Linked DNA regions of Homo sapiens: region 2 is linked to region 1. The links are chromatin loops, found by intact Hi-C in ENCODE. Cell type or tissue: gastrocnemius medialis. All regions are shown on one strand. Links, peaks and the distances in the headings refer to the core of each region. The heading gives the core; the rest is flanking DNA. Region 1 overlaps CNKSR1 (connector enhancer of kinase suppressor of Ras 1). Region 2 overlaps CEP85 (centrosomal protein 85).

Region 1 (4,384 bases), core at 261-4,260:
CTTACTCTCCCTCCAGGTCTTGACGACTCCCTGCAGGACTATCCCTTTGAGGACTGGCAGCTGCCTGGCAAGAACCTGCTCCAGCTCTGCCCCCAAAGCCTCGAGGCTCTGGCTGTGCGGTCTCTGGGACACCAGGAGCTCATCCTGGGCGGGGTGGAACAGCTCCAGGCCCTGGTGAGTGAATGCTGGTCACACTGGCTGCAGCTTCCACCAACCTGGGGGGTGTGATGGGGGGCTGGCTGCTGCCAGGGAGGTGACTTGCCCTCTTTCTGGCACAGAGCTCCAGGCTACAGACAGAGAACCTGCAAAGCCTGACAGAGGGACTTCTGGGGGCAACCCATGACTTCCAGAGCATAGTCCAAGGCTGCCTGGGGGACTGTGCCAAGACCCCTATTGATGTCCTCTGTGCAGCTGTGGAGCTGTTGCATGAAGCTGACGCCCTCCTCTTCTGGCTCAGCAGGTACCCGGGTTGGGGTGACGAGTGAGGGACTATTGTCATCCTTGGCCTCCTTCAGGGCGTGGGAGAGAAAAACAGATCTTGGCTCTTGTTCAGATATGGTGAGCCAGGCGTGGTGGCTTAGGTCTGTAATCCCAGCACTTTGGGAGGCCGAAGCGGGCAGATCACTTGAGGTCAGGAGTTGGAGACCAGCCTGGCCAACATGGTGAAACCCCATCTTTACCAAAAATATACAAAATTAGCCAGGTGTGGTGGTGCGCACCTGTAATCCCAGCTACTGGGGAGGCTGAGGCAGGAGAATCACTCAAACCTGGGAGGTGGAAGTTCCAGTGAGCCGAGATCATGCCACTGTACTCCAGCCTGGGCGACAGAGTGAGACTCCCTCTCAAAAAAAAAAAAAAAAAAAAAAAAGATATGGTGGAGCAGGGCAGAGGGATTAATCCACCTGTGCAGGGGCACTGGGATGCCAGAGTTCCCACCCCACCCTCCAGCTTGTAATAATCGATCTCATCAACAACCACTGAATGGAGAGCCTCCCCAACCCTGTGCACTGGCTGCTGCTTGTCCTACAGACCCCACCTCAAATGTCATCTCGGGGAAGCCTTCCCTGTTGTACACTCTCCAAGCTATACTATTAATAAATAATAAATAATAACTTATTATAAACTCATTATCCAATGTTTCATGATACTCATTACAGCCAAAGTTAAATTGATATTGATGTATGATGTCTTTACTGTCTGTTTCCCCAGTGCCTAGAACAGGGCTTGGCATGTGGTAGGCACATGACAAATAAGTCCTGTGCTAATCTCTTTAGATGTCTCAATCATCTCCTTTACTCTAAACCAAAACCCATCAGAGCAGGTATTATCCCCAAGTCTCTGAGGTGAGTAATTGGTGAGTAATTGGCTCTGAGTGGTTAAGCATAGTCCCTTAACCACTGTGCTATTCTTCCCCTGCCAGGTACCTCTTCTCCCACTTAAATGATTTCTCAGCATGCCAGGAGATCCGAGACTTGTTGGAGGAGCTGAGCCAGGTCTTGCATGAGGTAGGAGAACCAAGGGCCAGGCTTGGCCCATGCCCTAGAGACCAAGCTGGGCTAGAGCTTTTTATAACCTGTGAATCAGCCCAGGATCGAGTATGAGGATTGAGACGGGCGAGAAAGGAGGAGAGGAGGCCCTGCCACTGGGTATGGGACAATGGGGCCTGGGGTCCCCTAGCTGGCAGGGGAATTTTGACACTCAGGACAGGGAAGGAGGGGAGGGCACGTGTGGTGACTTCTGGGGGCCTGGTATCAGGGAAACGAGCCCTCTGGTTAAAACGCTGAGGCCCTGTGGTTCTGGGCAGGGGGCCAGTGTAGGGAAGGCAGGGAGGGACTGTACGGAATCCCACCCTGCCCCCAGGAGAAGGCAGTCCCCTTATGGCCCTTGCTCAGGGGAGGCCCCTGCTCTCTCATTCTACTTCCAGGATGGTCCAGCGGCTGAGAAGGAGGGCACAGTCCTGAGGATCGTGAGTCTGTGGGGTGGGAAGAGAGTGGGGGTAGGGGCGATCGGGCTCAGGCTACATAGCCCGCTCCCCTCCCCCAGTGCAGCCACGTGGCTGGGATCTGCCACAACATCCTGGTCTGCTGCCCCAAGGAGCTGCTGGAACAGAAGGCCGTGCTCGAGCAGGTGCAGCTGGACAGTCCATTGGTGAGCCCTGCCCTCCCACCTCTCACTTCTGACCCCTTGGCAGCCTTGTCTGGGCCCTGAAATAGGGTCCAGGATCCCACAGAACCCTGTGCTGCCATGGCTGGAAAGCCTTTTTTGTACAGATGCTAAAATGGAGGCCCAGAGGATTGGCCAGGGTCTCCCGTTGCTCTGCACCTCCCCAGTCCTGAGGGGCCACGCGGGTGTGGCCTCAGGTAGTGTGTTCCAGCCTTGGGATGGAGACGGGGCAGGGGCTTGGGGGCAGTTAGGAGAAAGGGAGAGGATGTGACCTTTCTTGGTTTAATCTTTGACCAGTGGGGAAGACCAGAGCCCTATCCCTGCCCTGTCCCTGCTTGTCCCTTTAGGAATGTTGCTGAGAAGCTGGTACCTCAGAAATCAGGGTCTCCAGCTTCCCTCTGGCTCTTAGCAGAGGAGAAGGCAGAGGCCCACAGGAGTAGCAAGTCCAAAGTCATACAGCAAGTCTGGGCAGGACCAGCTTGGGGTCAGCTCTTGCCACAGTTCCACCCACCATAGAGTCCTGGTGTCTGGCGGGGGTCCTGCCTATTGGCCCTGTTGCCCCCCAGCCCCCGGTGACTATAGCCTCTGCCTCTGCAGGGCCTAGAAATTCACACCACCAGCAATTGCCAGCACTTTGTGTCCCAAGTGGACACCCAGGTGAGAGCCCCACACCCTTCTCAGCCGCCCATCCCCGAGGCCTCTCACCTGCAAGCCAGGCCAACCTCAGGCCCCATTCCCCACGTCAGGTTCCCACTGACTCCCGACTGCAGATCCAGCCTGGAGACGAGGTTGTCCAGATCAACGAGCAGGTGGTGGTGCGTGAGGAGAGGGACATGGTAGGAGGTGAAGGGGTCACCGAGTGGAACCCAAGTCTGGTGGGTGGGGAGGCAACCAAGGGTTCTGACCAGGGTTGTGGGAGCTGCCTTCCAGGAGATGAGCCAGCTAAGTCTGGTGAGAGCATCCTCTGCAGAGCCCAGGTGATGGGGCCCATGGAAGCCCCCAGGAGGCTGCATGAGTGGGAGGCAGAAGTGGGAGGCTGAGAGAGAGCTCCCAGCACGAGGGTGAGAGTTGGTGGTTGCTTTAGAGCCTCCTGCCCAGGTTGATACCAGCCAGTGTTTCTGTCCCCCAGGTGGGATGGCCCCGTAAGAACATGGTGAGGGAACTGCTGCGGGAGCCAGCCGGACTCAGCTTAGTGCTGAAGAAGATCCCGATACCGGAGACCCCCCCACAGGTACCTTCCCCTGCCGCCCCCCGACCTGCCTTCAGACCCCCCCCTCCACAGGTACCTGCCCCCACCACCCCCACACCTGCCTTCAGACCCCCCCCAACAGGCACCTTCCCCTGCTGCGCCCCCCTAGCTCCCTTCAGACCCCCCCACAGGTACCTGCTCCTGCTGCTCCCCTACCCCTGTTGCCCCCCAACCTGCTTTCAGACCCCTGTCTCCATTGCTTTGTTCCTGGTTGTTCCCCAGACGCCCCCTCAGGTCCTGGACTCCCCGCACCAGAGGAGCCCATCACTGTCTCTGGCCCCACTGTCTCCCAGGTAACAGGCTCTGTCCAGGTGTGTCTTGGTGGGGAGACCGTGGGCTCATCTCATCCCCCTTGCCCTCCCCAGGGCCCCATCTGAAGACGTCTTTGCCTTTGACCTGTCTTCAAACCCCAGTCCCGGACCCAGCCCTGCCTGGACAGGTAGTCTCAAAGCTCCATGGATGCCCCGGACACGGCATCTGGGCACCCAGTTCTGACCCCAAGCCTGGGACTGGGCTCATAGACTTTCCCTCTCTCTCCTCCCTCCCTGACAGACTCTGCCTCCCTTGGCCCTGAGCCCCTGCCCATCCCCCCGGAACCCCCAGCCATACTCCCAGCAGGGGTAGCAGGGACTCCAGGGCTCCCTGAATCCCCTGACAAGGTAAGCTCAGGGGCTTAGCAAGGGGGTGGGTGGGTCTGGACCTAGATCCTTCTCTCACCCTTCTGCTGTCCTTTCAGAGTCCTGTTGGTCGGAAGAAATCAAAAGGTATGAGGTGCGCTGGACTAGGTGGGGGTTCCCCTGTTTGAGGAGCTGTTAAAAATCTTTACATGCTGGGCAAGACCACCCCCATCCTTCCCACACAGCCTCTCCTGGAAACAGCTCTGTTTCTAGGGTCAGACAGAGCTGTGCTCCCAGTCTGGGCCTCTCACCAGACTAGAGGCTAACCTGTTTGCTGTGACTGAGCAAACAGGTT
Region 2 (4,384 bases), core at 142-4,141, 73 kb after region 1:
CTGTCGCCCAGGCTGGAGTGCAGTAGTGCGATCCTGGCTCATTGCAACCTCCACCTCCTGGGTTCAAGCGATCCTCCTGCCTCAGCCTCCCGAATAGCTGGGACTACAGGCGCGTGCCACCATACCTGGCTAATATTTTGTATTTTTAGTAGAGACAGGGTTTCACCGTGTTAGCCAGGATGGTTTCGATCTCCTGACCTCATGATCCCCCCTCCTCAGCCTCCCAAAGTGCTGGGGATTACAGGCATGAGCCACTGCGCCCGGCCTCATCTTTTTCATCATAGCCATTCTGACAGGTGTGAGGTGGCTTGCCCATATTTTTAAAGAGTTGCTTAAGGCCGGGCATGGTGGCTCACACCTGTAATCCTAGCACTTTGGGAGGCTGAGGCAGGTGGATCACTTGAGCCCATGAGTTCGAGACCAGTCTGGGCAACATGGCGAAACCCCATCTCTCCTAAAAATACAAAAACTGAGGTGGGAAGATCACCTGAGCCTGGGGAGGTCGAGGCTGCAGTGAACTGTGATCACGCCACTGTGCTCCAGCCTGGGTGACAGAGTGAGACCCCATTTCAAAAAAAAAAGTTGTTTAATGAGAAGGTCGTAGCTGATCTATACTTACATAATTCTGGGAACAATTATAGTATTTGTTGTTGTTATCTGAGTGTTCTCTGTGTTGGTTGCTGGGGAGAAAAAGAAACAAGTTGGTAGTCGCTCTTCTCCGTGGTAGATATGCTTGATTTGGGAACGAGTACTGAATATAGTTGAAAAGAGAAGAAATTGGTATTCCTTATTTCCTTATTCAGTTTTCTGCCTGCTGAAAGCAATAAGTATGTTACCTCACATTCCTCCCTTATTGTTTGCTTGCAGTAGTCCCCCTCAGAGTAGTACTTGAAAGTTGGAAATAGGTAGAAATGTGAACCTTGTATAGTAGGGCTAATCAAGGGTTGTCTCCCAAGACCAGGCAGGAGCCAAAGGAAACACAAATTCAGTCTGAAGGAAAAGTTAAAAAAAAAAAAACACAGTTGGGTACACACAAGGGGGCAAGTGAAAGGCAAAATATAAAATAGAGGATTTCAGTGTGTACCCAATTGAGAGTGCTCACTGTGCTAGAGTGAAACCTGAGAGTTACTAAGAATAACTTCACATATCCAGGCAGTCAGGTTTGGGGTATGGGAGAGAGAACAGAATCCTGCCTCAGATGCCATACTCCCTGTCCTGCATACTGAGCAAGACTGTCTAGTTCGCTTCATTCTTCAGATAGTTTGGACTCGTTGCTCACCTTCCTGGGGGAGCTTTTGGAGGTCGCAGAAGATTCTGGTGACTCTTGGAAAGGATATTTTTATTAGATTTGATTATAGCTGAGAGTTGTCCAGCTTCCAGAAGAGTAGGACCTAACTCATTTTCCTTAAGTAAGTAATTTGTTTTAAAGTTTAAATTTTTTAAAAAACTTTTTAAAAGTTTTTCAGCTTTGTCTGTTGACTGACAAGATTTTTTTTATTCCAGTACAAAGGACTAAGTTAAAAGTGAAGTCATTATTGCCTTTTGTTAGTTTACCTTGTGAATGGCATTTGAGATCCTGGAACATACATCTCCCAGTTTGGTTGCCGTTTCTTTCTGCCTGATACTTTTGATGATGGTGCTCTCTCTGCTTGGTCTCAGGACAGGCCGAGAGCTTCTGGCATAGCATTCAAACTCAAGAAAGCTTGCTACTTCAATTTTTACTTATGGAAGACTATTCTCTCCCCAGATTTTTGCAGCTCAAGTGGCAGTCCTCCTTTCCAGCCCATCAAAAGCCACGTAACCATTCCAACAGCCCATGTGATGCCTTCTACTTTAGGGACCTCTCCTGCCAAGCCAAATTCTACACCTGTTGGACCCTCTTCCTCTAAACTCCCTTTGTCAGGGTTGGCTGAAAGTGTGGGAATGACAAGAAATGGAGACCTCGGTGCAATGAAACATTCTCCAGGCCTATCTAGAGATCTCATGTATTTCTCTGGTGCTACTGGAGAAAATGGAATTGAGCAGTCCTGGTTTCCAGCAGTGGGCCATGAAAGACAAGAAGAGGCGAGGAAGTTTGATATTCCTAGCATGGAATCTACCCTCAATCAGTCGGCAATGATGGAGACACTTTATTCAGATCCTCACCACCGAGTCCGCTTCCACAACCCAAGAACCAGCACAAGTAAGGAGTTGTACAGAGTGTTGCCTGAGGCCAAGAAGGCACCGGGCAGCGGGGCAGTGTTTGAGCGGAATGGACCACATTCTAATAGCAGTGGGGTCCTCCCTTTGGGACTCCAGCCTGCTCCCGGGCTCTCCAAGCCTCTGCCCTCTCAGGTGTGGCAGCCGAGTCCTGACACTTGGCATCCCCGAGAGCAATCTTGTGAACTCAGCACTTGTCGGCAGCAGCTGGAATTGATTCGTTTACAGATGGAGCAAATGCAGGTAGAGGTCTATCTTTCCTTGGATTTTCTAGGTTCTGTACAGTTCTTAGAATTGTAATAGCTTTTGTCCTTTGAATTTTGGCTTAAAGAAAATAGCTGTAAAAAGAAGGAAGATGTTTGTAGACAGGAAATACAGGCTTGTGAGCTGTTGGCCATTGAATCTGTTTGGTAGTCAAATTAAGCACCAGATAGGGTCTCCAAAATAGCAAAAGGTTACAAAGGAAAACCTAAAAACGTATTTATACGTCACTAGGCTAAGTACTTTCACATACAGCATTTTATTTAATCTTCATAGTGTACTAACGAGGTAGATGTAGAAACTTACCAGGTTCTTAGACTACATAATCTGTACGGGGTCATAGAGTTGGTAATTGGCAGAGCTGGGGTTTAAAAACCATCTTTGAGGCCAGGTGGCTCACGCCTATAATCCCAGCATTTTGGGAGGCCGAGGCGGGCAGGAGTTCGAGACCAGCCTGGCCAGCAGAGTGAAACCCTGCCTCTACTAAAAATATAAAAATTAGCCAGGTGTGGTGGCATGCGCCTGTAGTCCCAACTACTCAGGAGGCTGTGGCAGGAGAATTGCTTGAACCTGGGAGGCGGAGGTTGCAGTGAGCCGAGACTGCGCCATTGCACTCCAGTCTGGATGACAGAGCGAGGCTCTGTCTCAAAAAATAAATAAATAAATGTGAAAACCTTCTTTGAGCCCCTGTGTTCTCTCTACCACTTTTGTATTTTCTTTTTTTTTTTTTTTTGAGATGGAGTCTTGCTCTGTTGCCCAGGCTGGAGTGCAGTGGCGTGTTCTCGGCTCACTGCAACCTCTACCTCCCAAGGTCAAGTGATTCTCCTGCCTTAACCTCCCGAGTAGCTGGGACTACAGGTGCGTGCCAACACGCCCAGCTCTTTTTTGTATTATTAGTAGAAACAGGGTTTCACCATGCTGGCCCGCCTAGTCTCGAACTCCTGACCTTGTGATCCGCCCGCCTCAGCCTCCGAAAGTGCTGGGATTACAGGGGTGAGTTACTGTGCCTGCCTGTATTTTCCTTTTTTTGTTTTGTTTTGTTTTGGTGTGTGTGTGTGTGTGTGTGTGTGTGTTTTGGAGACAGAGTCTTGCTCTGTCGCCCAGTGGCATGATCTTGGCTCACTGCAACCTCCACCTCTCAGGTTCAAGCAATTTTCCTGCCTCAGCCTCCTGAGTAGCTAGGACCACAGGCGCATGCCACCACGCCTGGCTAATTTTTTGTATTTTTTATTAGAGACGGGTTTTCACCCTGTTGCCCATGCTGGTTTAGAACTCCTGAGCTTGGGCAATCTGCCCACCTTGGCCTTCCAAAGTGCTGGGATTACAGGCGTGAGCCACCGCACCCAGCATATTTTCTTTTAAAAAATCCTTGTGCTGCTGAAGAGTGGGAAGGAAGGGAGCAGACATATTCCCCTTCCTTGGTTGGTGAGGACATCCTAGCTCCTGGTTTGCCTCTGTTGCTAGATAATAAAAGATAACTGACCTTTTCTTAGAAACTAGAGCCTTTTTGAACAGGGAGTGTTCAGTTGGCAGAAGCCTTCCTGGCAGGTTCTTTCCAGTCATGCCTCAGAGCTAAAATTATTTCATAAACATTGGGCCTCATCAGGCTGAGCCAAGTTGGGCTTTGACTACAGACCCAGCTGATTACTGCTCAGGTGTTTTCAGGCGTGTATGGGTCAAGATCAAGCTCATCTGGGCCTACTTGCCTTTCAGCTTCAGAATGGAGCCATCTGCCACCATCCTGCTGCTTTTGGTCCTTCACTGCCCATCTTAGAGCCAGCACAGTGGATCAGCATCTTGAACAGTAATGAACACCTTCTGAAGGAAAAAGAGCTTCTCATTGACAAGTAAGAGGGCAAGGGGTACCACAGAGCCAGACTACTCTCCCAGGCCCCATTGAAGACACCTAATGGAGTCTTCCCAA

What was found. A loop is a pair of places that touch in the nucleus more often than their neighbours do. Peaks named below come from ENCODE experiments on the same cell type or tissue, not always from the same donor. Only the 100,000 strongest peaks of a DNase experiment are listed, where the experiment ranks them.
Region 2: it touches region 1 in a loop (3-fold over the local background); 1 of 110 quality-filtered maps calls a loop at or near these places.

What each region holds. Positions count from the first base shown.
Region 1 is chr1:26,180,437-26,184,820 of GRCh38, forward strand. It overlaps CNKSR1 (connector enhancer of kinase suppressor of Ras 1), which reads left to right. Exons shown (of 21, transcript NM_006314.3): 2 at 17-174; 3 at 279-460; 4 at 1,421-1,505; 5 at 1,925-1,966; 6 at 2,044-2,148; 7 at 2,761-2,820; 8 at 2,910-2,978; 9 at 3,293-3,394; 10 at 3,635-3,705; 11 at 3,778-3,851; 12 at 3,965-4,071; 13 at 4,149-4,176. Among named protein-coding and RNA genes, the nearest start is that of CNKSR1, 5.1 kb to the left of the region's middle. RefSeq lists an enhancer at 1,634-2,135. In gastrocnemius medialis, for the core only: no CTCF peak of the experiment used is centred there; DNase peaks (open chromatin) are centred at 1,525 and 2,085; H3K4me3 peaks cover 1,686 bases; H3K27ac peaks cover 4,000 bases.
Region 2 is chr1:26,253,424-26,257,807 of GRCh38, forward strand. CEP85 (centrosomal protein 85) reads left to right here. Exons shown (of 14, transcript NM_001319944.2): 4 at 1,748-2,442; 5 at 4,174-4,307. Among named protein-coding and RNA genes, the nearest start is that of CEP85, 21 kb to the left of the region's middle. RefSeq lists a silencer at 3,901-4,101. In gastrocnemius medialis, for the core only: no CTCF peak of the experiment used is centred there; DNase peaks (open chromatin) are centred at 1,206, 2,298 and 4,098; H3K4me3 peaks cover 2,919 bases; H3K27ac peaks cover 4,000 bases.